2 separate regions of the Homo sapiens genome follow, and region 2 is linked to region 1. Evidence: chromatin loops called from intact Hi-C (ENCODE). Cell type or tissue: right lobe of liver. All regions are shown on one strand.

What was found. Peaks named below come from ENCODE experiments on the same cell type or tissue, not always from the same donor. Only the 100,000 strongest peaks of a DNase experiment are listed, where the experiment ranks them.
Region 2: it touches region 1 in a loop (4-fold over the local background); 4 of 110 quality-filtered maps call a loop at or near these places.

What each region holds. Positions count from the first base shown.
Region 1 is chr10:101,843,417-101,851,416 of GRCh38, forward strand. It overlaps KCNIP2 (potassium voltage-gated channel interacting protein 2), which reads right to left and starts at 384. Exons shown (of 10, transcript NM_173191.3): 1 at 80-384. The coding sequence starts at 152. ARMH3 (armadillo like helical domain containing 3) reads right to left here. Exons shown (of 26, transcript NM_024541.3): 25 at 6,360-6,476; 26 at 2,183-4,204. The coding sequence ends at 4,112. RefSeq lists an enhancer at 1-401 and a silencer at 357-606. In right lobe of liver, a CTCF peak has its summit at 246 (motif pointing left); no DNase peak of the experiment used is centred here; H3K4me3 peaks cover 583 bases; H3K27ac peaks cover 2,136 bases.
Region 2 is chr10:101,972,935-101,980,934 of GRCh38, forward strand. It overlaps ARMH3 (armadillo like helical domain containing 3), which reads right to left. Exons shown (of 26, transcript NM_024541.3): 20 at 2,278-2,366. Among named protein-coding and RNA genes, the nearest start is that of ARMH3, 79 kb to the right of the region's middle. RefSeq lists an enhancer at 673-822. In right lobe of liver, no CTCF peak of the experiment used is centred here; no DNase peak of the experiment used is centred here; H3K27ac peaks cover 1,683 bases.

The DNA.
Region 1 (8,000 bases):
GGCCGGGGTCGGAGAGGCGGAAGGGTCTGGAGGAATGGAATCCACCCTCCCTCCCGCGACCCCCACGTCACTGACTCACCCGTGAGCTGGTCGTAGGAGCCGTCCAGGTCTCGGGAATCGGACAAACTCTCCTTGCGGCCCTGGCCCCGCATGGCCCCCGGCGCCCCGCTCCCGCCCGGGCCGTGGGAGGGGGCGCCGGGTGGCCGGGATAGGGCGCTCACACGGCGCCCCCTGGCGGCCTACTGTGCTGTCGGGGCTGGGGAAGTCCGGGCTGAGGCTGAGTCTGGGAATGGGCCCGGGGTCTGAGGTCTACCCGGAGGTCCTGGAGCAGGAGAGGGAACACTAGGCAGCAGGTGAGCGCAGAGCCGGAGGCAGAGCGGAGCTGAGCGCGGAGCCGAGCCGAGCTGCCTCTCTCCTCCCGCCCCCTCCCCGCGGCTGTCACCGCCTCCTCCCCTCTTTGGCGCTGCCGGGATTGGCTCCCCCTACCCCCGCCCCCCACCCTTTGCAGCCCGGGGGAGGCACCCGGTGAAAGGGTGAACTGCAAAGTGCGGGGAAGGAGACTAGCTCCCCAGCAATCTGCCCCTAAAGCAGAAGTCACGGGGCTTGGCGGGGGGGGGGGGTGGGGGAGGAGGAGAGCGCGGGACAGAAGAGCCCCACTGAGAGGAGGAAACCCCGCCCCCAATTCTCAGGCACCCCGTCCCCCTTCGTCAACACAGTTCTGGCTGAGGCAGAGCCTGGGGTATCATATCTGAGTCCCCGCTCCGTTTGTCTCCATGTCAGCCTGTATTTTCTCTGTTGTTCCTCCTCCCGTGTATGCGTCTCTCGTGGTCCCAGACAGTCCCCACCGTGCTTAAAGCAGGTTAGGGATGCAAAGGAAGAGTCAACCCAGCCTCTAATATTAGCAGGCTCATCGTGGGCCAATGGACTACTGTTTCATCTTCTCTCAAGTTCCAGAAGGACCCCAACTCTCACCCACTCCAGGACCCCGTCTCTGGAACCTATTCACTCTCAGGGTGCCTCCTTCACTGATCTAATGAACCCCATAGGCCGACTAGGAAGATAAAAAAACTAGTGAACCAGGTCAGTTTCTCAAGACATCCTTGCTCTTTTGTTCCTCCCCTGCAGCAACTTTTCTGCCCTTCTCTTTTGTCACCTGTCCTGTCCTAGATTCCTTGTTTTCCAGCAGATATGGGGAGCAACTGACAGGTTTGGGGATCCAAGTCAGGATACAGAGTAGGAAAGAAATGCCCTTGTTATGAAACCCCTTCCTTAAGATTAGCTCCTTTCCAAAGGCAGGGCTAGCACGGAAGCTGGGCTGCCTCATCTCCCAGGAATGGATCCTGAGTGTTTTGAGCGTCACAGGTCTGACCTTCCTCAGGATGCTTCCTGGGCTCCACACCCAAAAGCCCCCCAACCCGTTGCTATGAGGATGAGGGGACCTTGTCTGGTGGGTCCAAAGGAGTGACCTGTTAAGACCAAAAACTTTAAAGTGACTCAAGCACACTTAATCTCTTCAATTGGCTTTAATTTCCAACCACTTGATTTAATCAACCCAGCAGGAATTGTGGCGGGAGTTCAGGCCTAAGAGGGGGACAAGTGGCTGAGGGTAAGATTGTCTTTAGGAGCAATGCCCTGCGCTTGGATCTCCCTTGGCTCTGGAGGAGGCTCCACAGACCTGGTATAGAGGCTGGGCATAGAAAGTGCTTGGGCAGCTCCTGTTAAGGTTGATTTCCAGGAGAGAATGGGCACTCTCGTTTGGAGTTCTGGGATAGGTATATGTGAATAAACTGGTCAAGAGAAGGGCCTTTACAATGGAGGGCAAGGAGCCCTCTGCTTAGTGCCCCATGCCCTAGACCTGTCCTCATTCACTTGGAGGAAAGGCTGGCAGGAATCCGTAAGTGGCCAAATGGGTTGGCTTGCCTCCTCAATACCACTAAGTTTGGAGATAAGGGAACTAACTCTCTTCTCCCTCCTTCTACCCAGAGGACAAGAGAGGTTACAGCTCTCCGAACCCAACTGACCTCTACTAGGGCCAGGAGACTCAGAGGAAGGAGGAGAGTTCACAAGGGCAGGTAGGGGTCCCCTAGCCAGATGGCAGCAGCACCTAGGAGATTACCTTACCTCTATCTTTGAGGAATGAGTCTGGGCAACAGAGATTAAGGAAAAAAAAAGCAACACTAAAGACAGTCCCACACAAATCAATTTTTAATAATTTCAACTTGCCACCAGCTCCAAATCCAGCTGCCTTGGGGATTTATCACCAGGGAAAACACTAAATGCCCCAGGCTGAGCTATCCATCCAGTGATCAGATGACCCAGCCTGTGATCTCTTAAGAACCTACATCTACACATGGCAGCCTGTTAGTGGCTTCTCTGGAACTAGTGCATAGCTGCTCAATGTTAGAGCCAGAACTCTGGTTCCCAGGGAGGGCGAGTATCCCAAAGAGATTTGAGGTTAAATGGATGGCAGTCCAGGTGGTCCCAGACATGCTCTCACTGCTGAATTCCTGCACTTACTCCTAGAATATACCAGTGCTGTTTGCTCCCGCCATCCTGAGGGCTTTAGAAAGTGCTTTAAAAAGGGAGGATCTCGAAGCAGCAGCTATTTCAGAGGCAGCTGTTGGGAAAGCCTATAGTGGTTCCATGGAGGCTATCCAAGGGAGGAACCACAAGCCAACTCCCCATAAGTCAGGAGATTTGCCTGTGGCCCCACCCAGAATCTGAGCGGACAGAATGGAGGCCTTATGCATGATGCTCACCTGGCCTGTTTCAGATGGAGGGCACCCTACCCCCAGAAAGTTCTCTCCCTCCCAGGCACTAGACCATGACAGGAATAGATTCCTCCCCAGAGGAAATTCTCAGGCAGGTTGGATGTAAACAACAGCAGGGTAAGGGGGTGGAACACGTGGAGGGGAGCTCAGCAGAGGCAGGAGAGGCTGCCAGAGGAGGGGGGGCTAAGGGAGGTGGGGGAGCTGCTGGAAAGGGAACCAGCAAAGTAGGCACCTTGAGGGCTCCAGAAAGCCTGTCAATGTTTATTTCATACACACCCTAAAGACAGTAAAGCAGATTAGAAATTAAAAGTTAAGGTGGTGACCCTATTGTGCTGATGAGTCAAATGGGCCAGAAGAAGGGGAAAGCTAACGGTACTCCTGGTGCCAAAACTAAAATTCAAAAGGCGGTGACTGGACAGCAGAGCACTGGGCAGATTCTCATCTCCAGTTTTCCCAGAGAAGTCAATTCTGAATTCAGAAAATAGGAAAACTGGCTGGGTGTGGTGGCTCACGCCTGTAATCCCAGCACTTTGGGAGGCCAAGGTGGGTGGATCATGAACTCAGGATATTGAGACCATCCTGGGTAACATGGTGAAACCCCATCTCTACTAAAAATACAAAAAATTAGCCGGGCGTGGCACACGCTCCTGTAGTCCCAGCTACTCGGGAGGCTGAGGCAGGAGAATCGCTTGAACCCAGGAAGCGGAGGCTGCAGTAAAGCCGAGATCACGCCACTGCATTCCAGCCTGGGCGACAGAGTGAGACTCCGTCTCAGAAAAAAAAGGAAAAAGGTACCCTATTCCTATCTTACCCTAAATCTGAGCCAAAGGTCCCGATGACTGGACAAAGTGCCAGTGCAGGCAGGGGACACAGATTTCAAGCCAAGCACAGCCCCAGGCCCAAAGGAAGCAGGATGTAGCTCCAGCTATATCTGAGAGTTGATCTGTTTTCAGAAGCCGAGCAGAGCCACTGACTTTCAGGGTGCTGGCATTACCCTGAGGCTTGCCTCACCAGCTCCCGAAAATTAGTCAGTAGCTACAGCTTGTAACCTCAAGATTGGAAATGTGAGGGGCTGTTTAGGGAGCCCACTCTGGAAGTCCCCACATTCCTGGAGGCCTCTCCCCACTGTGCCCACCCATTCCTCCCCAAATAAGATTATCCCTGGCTTGACCCTCCTGCCCCTGCTGCCCAAGCTCCATTGAAGTGCGGTCTTCACCAAGAGAACTTGGTATCTGTGTTTCTCTCCAACCTCGGGGGCAGCCCCCTCTCCCCTCGCTCCCCCTCCAGCCCATGATCCTCATGGGTAAGGGCAGTCAGAGGCTGCTCAGGTAGGCGTGGCCTCAGGAGATAGTGGAGAACTCCTTGAGCAGGACTTCTTGGCTGAGTGTGTGGAAGGCCAGGTTTCTCCGGACGTTGGTGCTAATGGATCGAACCTGGGAAAGGGTAGTTGGGGAAGGTGGGAGGGCGCAGCCAGAGAGAAAACAGGAGAGAGTCAGTTCTAAACGGCAGAGGACAGTGCCTGCTACACGGGGCACTAGAAGTCTCTCTCTTAGGAAATGAACCCTTAACAGCTATTATCCCTGCAGGCAAATGAGCAAACAGTTCCTTGACAGCAGGGAAGGAGAGAAGAGGGGTGGACAGGAACAAACTCTGGAGGATGTAAGAAGAGCATCTGGGCTCCTGGGGAGGTAGAAGCAGGCACAGACAAGAAAGGAGGGCTGAGGCTGACATCTGTCTCTGCTTTGGCTATGCAGAAGGGGGACTGGGCTGCTCAGTGATCTGATGGAGGAGGAGAAACTGAGGCCAGAAGACTCATGCTCTAGCACCACCTCTCTTTAGATGTGTTTCTAGTCTCTTCACTCTCCCTTTGGATTTATTTACATTTTGGGGTTAGAAGGAGCATTTAGAGATGCAGTCCTTTTCTGGCACAGATGGCAAGAGTAGGATCCAAGGAGGCCAATTTCAATGGCCAGGGCCAGGTGACATTGCTAGTGAGTCCCAGCTTGGGAGCAGGGCCGAGGGTTCTTAACTCCTAGTCTAGCACTCCTTCTAAAGATGCCTGCCCACTCGAGAGGAAAGTCTGGGGCGTATCCTTGCTGTGTGCCCACTGCTCACCTCACATACTCTCTACCCACAGAACCCTAACCCAGTGTTGCCTGGGTCAGCAGGGTAAAAGCCTGTAGAGAAAGGGTCAGAGGGCCCAAGTCCCTACTCTGAGAGGGTTCCAAGAGGAATCTGGCAGACTCTTCAAGGAGATTTCCCCACAGGAAATAGCTGTGTAGATTGCCTGAGAAACAAAAAGGGGAAGGAGGAGGAGAGTGTGTCTGCCCTGGGCCCCAAAGTCTCAGGAGCTTTCCTTCAATTTCTGCTATGCTATAGGAAACTTAATGAAGTCATCAGGAAGGAAGCAGAGGAAAGGGCAGCATGGCAAACAGCAGGAAACTTGAGCTCATTAGCTCCAAACTGGACCAGACCCTCTTTGCTCCCCTGTGCCAGGGGAACAAATATGAGCAGAACTGAGTAAGGCCGTGGTGAGTGTCTCAGAGCCTCGAGACACCGCTCCCGTAACCCTCTCCAGCTCCTCACAGATTGCTCTCTGTTAACCATTTGCTCCCAGAACTTCCTCCACATCAACTTAAAGACTTGCCAACCATCCCATAAAAATGTTCCACTCTGCTATCACTTTACACTAATGGTTTCTGTGTTCCAAACTAACTCACCCCAGAGCATGTCTTCCTGACCCTGTGGAAGTCCAAAATCCTGAGGAATGTCATGTCAGGATCAGAGTTGGGCTGTGTTTAGCACAAGACAAACGATCTAATACGCAGTGCCTTCACCACAATTGGCATGGGGTAAGTAAAAGCTGAGCTGACGCAAGTTCAGCCCCAGCAGAGGGAGGTCTAAGGACAGGGGAAGTGGGTACAGAGGCCTGCAGGTCCTGGTCTCAGTCCCCAGCCAGGATGTTTGTGTAAACCAAGCTGGTAGGGTTACAGGACTGCAGGGGGGCTGAGCTTTTCTTGAGAACAGCTCAGAGTACAGGGCAGGAAAGGGACCATCAATAGGGCTAGCTCTGTGGAGACACTGACTGGGAACTTAAGTAGGAGGCAGAGCAAATGCTCATGGCTCCAAGTGCCCAAGGGTGGGGGCTGCAGGAAGCTAAGTGATTGGAAAGCAGGGAATGGAGACTGGAGAACTAGATTGGGAGGGGACTCAGACCAGCGGCCAGTTAGGAGTTTAGGAAGACGTGATTCCATAAGAAGGGGAAGAATTAATTACTTTTATTAGTTGCCCTGAGGACAGGTTAAGGAATAATGAGCCAGATCTGCTGCTGGGAACACACGTCAAACCCCAGGCCCAGCTGGAGCTGTGCAAGGGCTGTCTCCATGGCTGCAAAGGAGAAGTAGGCAATACTACCTCGAATAGCATCTTCTCTTACTGCCTGGTACAATGGGGGAGAGAAGTTGCATACCCCATCCCAGCAGACCCCTCAAGTCTTGTTTTATCTGCAGATAAACTGCAGATAAACTGCAGAACCCAGTGGCTGGGGGCGGGCCCCTAAGACACAGGCAGAGGCGGTGGGGCACTCACCAGCTCTTTGAAGAAGGCAGCTTCCTTGTGCTGCTCTGAGTAGCGCTCATACTGGTCCAGGCCATCCTGCAGCTTCAGCGTGAGCGTGTCATAGTTGGCTCTCACCACCTCCAGCACCTGGAGGACATCAAGGGCCAGGCAGGGCTTAGGCCATGCAAATCCCACAACCCTGAGCCCCATTCTGCTGATCTACTGGGTTGGGTTTGGTCTGTGACAACACCCCCAAGAAACCTTGCTTATTACTTATCTTCCAGAAAACAGCCTGGCTACAGGGAGCGATGCCTCAGGTTTCTGGGACCACTTTCTCTCTCTCTCTTTTTTTTTTTTTTTTTTTTTTTTTGAGACTGAGTCTTGCTCTGTCGCTCAGGCTGGAGTACAGTGACGTGATCTCAGTTCACTGCAACCTCTGCCTCCCAGGTTCAAGCGATTCTCCTGCCTCAGCCTCCCGAGTAGCTGGGACGACAGGGGCACATCACCACACCTGGCTGTTTTTTATATGTTTTAGTAGAGATGGTGTTTCGCCATGTTGGCCAGGCTGGTCTCGAACTCCTGACCTCAGGTGATCCACCTGCCTTGGCCTCCCAAAGTGCTGGGAGTACGGGTGTGAGCCATTGAGCCTGGCCAACTTTCTAATCTCTCTCTCTCTCTTTTTTTTTTTTTCCTTTTTGAGACAGAGTCTCACTCTGTCGCCCAGGCTGGAGTGCAGTGGTGCAATCTCAGCTCACTGCAACCTCTGCCTCCTGGGTTCAAGCAATTCTCATGCCTCAACCTCCTGAGTAGCTGGGATTACAGGTGTGTGCCATCATGCCCGGCTAATTTTTGTATTTTTAGTAGAGATGTGATTTCTCCATGTTGGCCAAGCTGGTCTCTAACTCCTGAACTCAGTTGATCCACCAGACTTGACCTCCAAAAGTGCTGGGATTACAGGCGTGAGCCACTGCACCCACCGCGACTTTCTCATCTCTTCTATTCCCTGCCTTTCCTGACCAGCCCAGCCTGGCCACCAAGTCTGTTTACTCTGAGTACGGCAAAAGAGCATGAGAAGAGGTTACAGAACAGTGAGCATCTCAGCTCACCAATATCCCTGACACCACAAATGTGCTCTCAGCCTTATCCTGAAGCTTTCCCTGGCCAGGCTGTCACAGTTGCTGAGTAAGACTTTGCCAATGTCTCCTTCCTTCTCCCGTTCTGGGAACCACATTTCTTCAGTCTTGGGATGTTCCTCAGCACCATCTGCTACTTGTTTTCATTGCTCAGTGCCAACTCAGTCTTCTTATCCAGTGCCTGGATTGAACTTTAGGGCATCCCAGCCTTTGGGTATAGGGTACGCTTTCAAGACTAAGCTAGAGCCTTTATTCTGTGGGGTTTTTCTCCCACAACATCTCTCTGATTTTCTATGCGGGGAGGATTCAGACTTCCACTGACTCCAGGAAACTTGACTATCTGTGGTTACAGAAAGAAGGGACTGTTCATAGCCAGGCCAGATGTGACTTCAGCTTGTAAGATCATGAATCAAAGGCAAGGACAATCAGGGGAGAGGCACTACACATCAAATCAGAAGTGAGCTAGGAAGAAAGGGGAGACCAAGAAAGGGGATGATCATTCACTCTGATCATCGGAGTGAAGTTGATCTGACCTGGA
Region 2 (8,000 bases), 130 kb after region 1:
GTTCTGAAAGACATAACGTCAACTGACCAACACAGAATAAAGAATGGCCTTCTTCTTCACCATTTCCTAGTGAGAAGAAAAAAATGCTGAGTCAGAAAAGATAAATATAAAAGACATTTTTAAATCTCTTTCAAAGATAATCGCAGCCAGGCATGGTGACTCACGTCTGTAATCCTAGCACTTTGGGAGGCCGAGGTGGGCGGATCACAAGGTCAGGAGTTCGAGACCATCCTGCCTAACACGGTGAAACTCCGTCTCTACTAAAAATCCAAAAAAAATTAGCCAGGCCTGGTGGTGGGTGCCTGTAGTCCCAGCTACTCAGGAGGGTGAGGCAGGAGAATGGTGTGAACCCGGGAGGCGGAGCTTGCAGTGAACCGAGATCATGCCACTGCTCCAGGCTGGGCGACAGAGCGAGACTCCGTCTCAAAAAAAAAAAAAAAAAAAGAAAAAAGATAATCGCTTGTTTAAGCAAAAATGAGGGCAATGTATTCTAGAGTTTATGACACATGTAAAAAGTAAAATGCATGACTATAATAACACAAAGAACACTTCATACCAATAAAAGTGTCGATTCATCAAGAGAGCAGAGGATACAAAATGGGGATAGGAGGAGAATAACAGGAAGCCCTGAGTCTCAGGAGACAGACCAGAACGAAGAATAGAAGGCAATGTGGACAAGACAATGGAACAGGATAATGAGGAAGAGGACAACAGATCACGAGAATGAGAGAAAAGCCACAGAGATCACAGAGGCCAGAGATAGAATAGCTAGGACAAAAAGGAAAGAAAATAGAATGAAAGAGAAAGTAAAACCAGAAGGGAATCAGAAGATGCAGGCGGAAACAACTACTACTACCACCTTGTTTAGTACTACAATGTGTAATTTCATTCAAGTTATAGACATAAACCATGTGTACTTATTATAAATCCAACAACTATACCAACATCTGAAGATCTGCATCATTATTGTGTTTTCTCTTTAATCCTATGCTTTTAGAGCCTAACAATCATACAACTATCCATAGGCAGCAATAATAGTCCTTTATATTAAAAGGAGGTGTTGCTACCTAAGAAATTCTACTGTTGGTCATTTCCATCTCTTTTGATCTCTCTTTAACTCTCCTGACATTCTTTCAATCTCAACCTCTCACACAATCATACTCTCCTCTCCTAAAATATCAAAATGCCACTATTGCCACTTAATGTTATTCTCCTACTCCCCCTTTACCACCATAGGCAGTAACTGCAAAAACTTGCTAATCCATTAACTAAAGATCTCTACTTCCCATTATGGAGGACTAAATTTAGAAAGCCAAACTGGGTTGGGAGGAAATCATGTGTCACAACGAATGAGATGAATTCCATGGAAGGGGGCTGGGTTACTGGCCTGTTTCTTATAAAGGCTCTGACACTAACACACCCTATTCTGCTGAAAATACAGAGCAGCTCTCCCATGGGTGGGCAACCCTTCATCACTGTAATCATCTGGAGAAGATTTTATTGTACCATCAGGTCTCAAAAGCCACAGGACCTAGTAGCAAGCAACTGCCTCAGGGAACATGTCTCCTCTGCTTTCCTGAAACCTCCAACTTAGTCACACAAAAGAAAGGGGTGGCAAGCCAGCATTAATTGTACCCTTAGAGAAGAGGCACTTCCCCCCTGCAGGGGTAGCAGTGACTTTACTGGGCTACCAAATGGTTAGAAAGACAAAAGTAAACACTGTAATTTGCTGTTTTGTCTCTGGCACAGGGGGAGTGGTACAAGTGACACTGTCTGTAAACAGTAATAATGCCAGATGTAACACAAAGAACAGGATTCCCGCATCTCCCCACCCCGTCCCCATCCCTCCATCTCTCCCTATGACATTCCTGAAGAAACACACAGAAGCCTCCCTACAGTCCATATGCGGCTATCAAATGAAACCGAGTGAGAACCCAAGTTTGTACCGACTCCTCCTACCTCATTCTTACTCAAAGGAAGATTTATTGGAACACAAGAAATACTCAATTGTTTTTACCAGTTGACAAAAAATATAGGAAGGGGAAGGAACAAGGGACAAAGTAAAGAATAGACATGTGACACACCCAGGTCTGGATTCGAAAAAAGCTAAAACGTAAAAAAAAAAAAAAAAAAAAAAAAAGACAAAAAGAGTAACTGAAAATAAAGGCAACCTAAACAAACCAAAAGGTTAAAAAACAAAAAATCCACCTTGAGCCCAGGCCTAGGGGCTCAAAAAAGGTATAGAAAAAGGAAGATGAATTCAAGAGAGAAAGTTACCTGACCAGAGCTCCCGCCAGGTGTAATGCAGGCGTACCCGACACTTCTTCTGGTAGCAGAGCAGTTTGTGTACTACCTGGATGCAGCGTCTGTAACAGGGAAAGCAAAAAATGAGGGTAAGCCTGAGAATATAGTGCAACTCACCAGAGATCCCTTCTTAGTGAGCCAGCTTTGCTAAGGCCACTAAAGACACTGGATATGAATATGTATACATGCAAAAAAATATACAAAACTTCTGGCCGGGCATGGTGGCTCACACCTGTAATCCTAGCACTTTAGGAGGCCAAGGCAGGTAGATCATTTGAGGCTAGGAGTTCAAGACCAGCCTGGCCAACATGGCAAAACCCCATCTCTACTAAAAGTACAAAAAAAAGCCTGGCGTGGTGGTGCACGCCTGTAATCCCAGCACTTTGGGAGGCCGAGGCAGGCAGATCACAAGGTCAGGAGTTTGAGACAAGCTTGGCCAATATGGTGAAACCCCATCTCTACTAAAAATACAAAAATTAGCTGGGTGTGGTGACATGTACCTGTAGTCCCAGCTACTCGGTTGAGGCAGAAGAATCACTTGAACCCAGGAGGCAGATGTTGCAGTGAGTCGAGATCGTGCCACTGCACTCCAGCCTGGGCAACAGAGCGAGATTACATCTCAAAAAAAAAAATAGGCTGGGCACGGTGGCTCACGCCTGTAATCCCAGCACTTTAGGAGGCCGAGGCGGGCAGATCACGAGGTCAGGAGATCAAGACCATCCTGGCTAACAAGGTGAAACCCTGCCTCTACTAAAAATATACAAAAAATTAGCGGGGTGTGGTGGCGGGCGCCTGTAGTCCCAGCTATTCGGGGAGGGCAGGGGGGTGGCTGAGGCAGGAGAATGGCATGAACCCAGGAGGTGGAGCTTGCGGTGAGCCAAGATCACGCCATTGCGCTCCAGCCTGGGTGACAGAGTGAGACTCTGTCTCAAAAAAAAAAAAAAAAAAAAAAAAAGCCAGGTGCAGTGGCATATGCCTGTAGACCCAGCTACTCAGGAGGCTGAGGCAGGAGAATCGCTTGAACCTAGGAAGCAAAGGTTGCAGTGAACCAAGATCGGGCCACTGTACTCCAGCCTGAGCGAAAGGGCAAGACTGTCTCAAAAAAAAAAAAAAGAACTTCTGCCTTCTTCTAGTAGATTAATCAATCTCTCTCTCTCTCTCTCTCTCTCTCTCTCACACACACACACACGCAATCACATACTGCTTGTGCTACCCATTCCCCTTATCAATGGGAAAAGGGTGCTATAACTACTTATAAGTCAATAATCAATTAGGCGCCACTGACGTCTTTCCCTTGAGTACCTTTCCAGGGGAAAAGGATAAACCAGTGGGTCACAATTAAACTATTCTACTCAAAGTGGTATAGTGACATGGAATGCAAAAACACAAAAGTAAAGACCTTAACTCTCTGTATCTATCTGAATGTGGTTTTTATTTAAATTAAATTTTTAATTAAATATATAATTTAAGATACCAGTCTTACTTATAAATAAAATCTATTAAAAAATTAGCTGGGCATGGTGGCACAAGCCTATACTCCCAGCCACCCTGTAGGCATGCACCACCATAGCCGGCTAATTTTTTTTTGTACTTTTAGTACAGATGGGTTTCACCATGTTGGCCAGGTTGGTCTAGAACTCCTGGCCTCAAGTGATCCACCTGCCTTGACCTCCCCAAGTTCTGGGATTACAGGCACGAGCCACCATGCTCAGCCAGAAGTTCTGTTTCTTTTTCTTTCTTTTCCTTTCTTTTCTTTTTTTTGCTGCAAACTGTAAAATTTAAATTCTATTTATATTAAAAGTTAAATTAAAAATGCAGTTTGTCAGTTGTGCTAACCACCTTTCAAGTGCTCAATAGCTACATGTGGCTAATGGCTACTATAGTGAACACAAAAAAATATAGAACTTTTCTATTATCACAAAAGTTTCTACTGGACAGCATTCTGCTAGATCATTGGAATATTCAGGGTTATTCACATCTCAATGACATATATGTTTCTGAGAGTATTTCCAAATAAGCAGTTAGTAGCTTGAGGTTAAGATAAATGATATTTTTAAAAATTATAAACCTACCAAAAACATTTTTTTCATCTCTGACTGAGATAGGATTTTGAAAGGTTAAAAAGCCAGACGAAATTATAAAGGTAAATACTGATGAAACTTACTTCCTAAAAATACAAATAATTTAATAAAAAAAAATTCAATGATTAAAATTAAATGGCAAACTACATGGGAAATTACATTTGCAACAAATGATATAATAGAGTTACTATGTTTAATATATAGAAGTTTATATACATAGATGATAAAAACAGTGTCCTTTGCTATAGTCTGAATGTTTGCCCTCTCTCTAACTCATGTTGAAACGTAATTGCAAATGTAATATTATTAAAAGGCAGGGCCTTTAAGAGGTGACTGGGTCATGAGGGCTCTGCCCTCAGGAATAGATTAATCCACTCATGGGTTAATGGATTAATGGGTTATCATGAGAGTGGGTTAGTTATCATGAGAGTAAGTCTGTTATATAAGCCAGTCTGGCTTTCTCTCCTGAGCCCCCTCACCATACAATACCTTGCACCACCTTGGGACTCTACAGAGTGTCCCCATCAGCAAGAAGATCCTCACCCAGATGTAGCCCCTAGAACTTGGACTTCCTAGTCTTCAGAACTGTGAACCTAAATAAATTTCTTTTCTCTATAAATTTTTCAGTCTCAGGTATTCAGTTATAGCAACAGCAAACAGACTAAGACAACCTCTAACAACAAAGATAGGCCAAGGAAACAGTCAACAAATTCCTCCATCTCCCAAAAAAGGGGAACAGGGAAAGTCAACATTTTTCTATAATGTTCAACTTCATTTTTAAAAGGCATATTAAAACATGATTCTACTTTTGCATATCAAATGAACATAGATTTCATGCTTACAAAGAAACAGCATTCATAATAAAAGAAAACTGGAAACAACTATGGAAAGAACATTTGATGCCAGGAGAAGAGCAAGTAAATCATTACACACATGTTCCAGATTGACATCTGTCCCCCAAAATTCATATGGTGAATTATAAATACACATCAATTCCTCTAGCTAGTGTCTCTGGCTCTCACATCACAGAGGGAAGTTAATAGTAGAGAAATTAGAACCCTCAAAGAATATTGATAAAAATAAAAATAGTACAACCACTTTGGAAAAGTCTGGAGTTTCTCAAAATGTTAGATACAGAGCTACCACATAACCCAGCAATTCCACTACTAGGTGTATACAAAAGAAAAACACAAACAGGCTAGGTGCAGTGGCTCACATCTGTAATCCCAACACTTTGGGAGGCCAAGGCAGGAGGATCACTTGAAGCCAGAAATTTCAGACCAGCCTGGGGAACAAAGCAGAATCCCATGTCTACAAAAATTAAAAACTAAAAAAATTAGGCCAGGCGCAGTAGCTCATGCCTTGTAATCCCAGCACTTTGGGAGGCCAAGGTGTGTGGATCATGAGGTCAGGAGTTCAAGACCAGCCTGGCCAACATGGTGAAACATCGTCTCTACTAAAAATACAAAAAATTAGCTGGGCGTGGTGGCAGGCGCCTGTAATCCCAGCTACTCAGGAGGCTGAGGCAGAGAATTGCTTGAACCCGGGAGGTCGAAGTTGCAGTGAGCCAAGATGGCGCCACTGCACTCCAGCCTGGGCAACAAAGCGAGACACCATCTCAAAAAATAAAATTAAATTAAATTAATATAAAATAAAAATAAATAAAAATTTAAAAATAGCTGGGTGCAGTGGCATGCACCTATAGTCCCAGCTACTCAGAAGGCTGAAACAGGAGGATCGCCTGAGCTCCAGAGTTTGAAGCTATGATTGCACCACTGCACCCCAGCCCAGATAACAGAGTAAGACCCTGTCTCTAGAAAAAATAAAAATAAAACAAAATATATGTCCACACAAAAACTGGTATACAAACAGTAATGGTGGCATTCCTAATACCCAAAAAGTCTAAACAACCCAAATGTCTATCAATTAGTGAATGAATAAATACAACGATGTTGTATTCTAGACAATGAAATATTAACCATAAAAAGGAATGGCTACAACATGGATGAATATGGAAAATAGTATGCTAAATTAAATAAGTCAGTAGTAAAAATCCACATATTCTATTATTTCATTTATATAAAATGTCCAGAATAGGCAAATACATAGAGACAAAAAGTAGATTTTTTAATTTTTGTAGACATGGGTTATCTAGGCCTGAGGGAGAGGACAGAGGAAGAAATACAGAAGAGTAACTACTACTGGGTACAGGATTTCTTTATGCAAGGGTCGATTGAAAATGGTCTAAAATTAGTTTGTGGTAATAGTTGCACAACTCTGTGAATATATTTTAAAAACACTAAATTGTATAATTTAAAGCTGCTTAAAAAAAACTCTGTGGCCTACGTTTTCCAAATATTTGTCAAGATATGCAATTTACAGCTTTCACGGCAATGTTCATTTCATATATTCTATAACTAGGTATGCTTGGATTCTTGATTAAGCCATTAAATGTCCACTTTAATAGCCTATGTTAGGTGGATAAATTGATACTCTTCATTTGAGAGGATTAGCTTTTATATTTCCTATTTTCAATTTAAATTCACAAATTCAACATTCAATTAACTATGATCTCAGCCCTTAGAATCCCTAGTGTATAGAGGTTTCTAAATGGCCTAAAATGCAATGTCTTAACTAAATCCAGATTCTAAGTCTCACTTTGTCATATCCTCGCTGCCTTAAAAGTACTTAAATTAGGACTTTTTTAGTTAAGGGAGGGTTTGGTCAACCACAGGCCCAAGGCTTGGACTGTACCCCTCTGGAACTCCAGGCTCATCACACAAACCAAAAGGTTTAGAAGAAACTGTCAGACCTACCCTTTTCATTCATTCATTCAACAAATCTTGACTGTATACCAACTGAATGCTATTGCTTAAGTCTTATTATACTAAGCTATAAAGTTCCTAGAAAACTGAACCTAGGTAAACTGCTAGTTTCAGGTAAATGAAACCGGCTCCTCCTTTTGTCTTTCGGGGGTTTTGTTTTGTTTTTGTTTTTGAGATAGAGTCTCACTCTGTCACAGTGGCTGGAGTGCAGTGGCATGATCTCGGCTCACTGCAACCTCTGCCTCCTGGGTTCAAGTGATTCTCATGCCTCAGCCTCCTAAGTAGCTCGGATTACAGATGCCTGCCACCATGCCTGGCTGATTTTTATATTTTTAGTAGAGATGGGGTTTTACCATGTTGGCCAGGCTGGTCTCAAACTCCCAACGTCAGGCGGTCCGCCCACCTCAGCCTCCCAAAGTGCTAGGATTACAGGCGGGAGCCACCGTGCCCAGCCTGAGACTCTTTCAAGTTCTATGGCTATAACCCGAGACAAAGAATATCCCAAGACCCTACTGACTTTAGCAGACACCACATTAATCTGTGGGGTATCAATCTGACAGCTGACGGAATCAAGCTAAAATAGGGGTAGCTACTACTATAAAGACACATGCACATGTATGTTCACTGCAGCACTATTCACAATAGCTAAGACATGGAACCAACCCAAATGCCCATCAATGATAGACTGGATCAAGAAAATGTGGTACATATACACCATGAAATACTATGCAGCCAGAAAAAGGAATGAGATCATGTCCTTTGCAGCGACATGGATGAAGCTGGAAGCCAT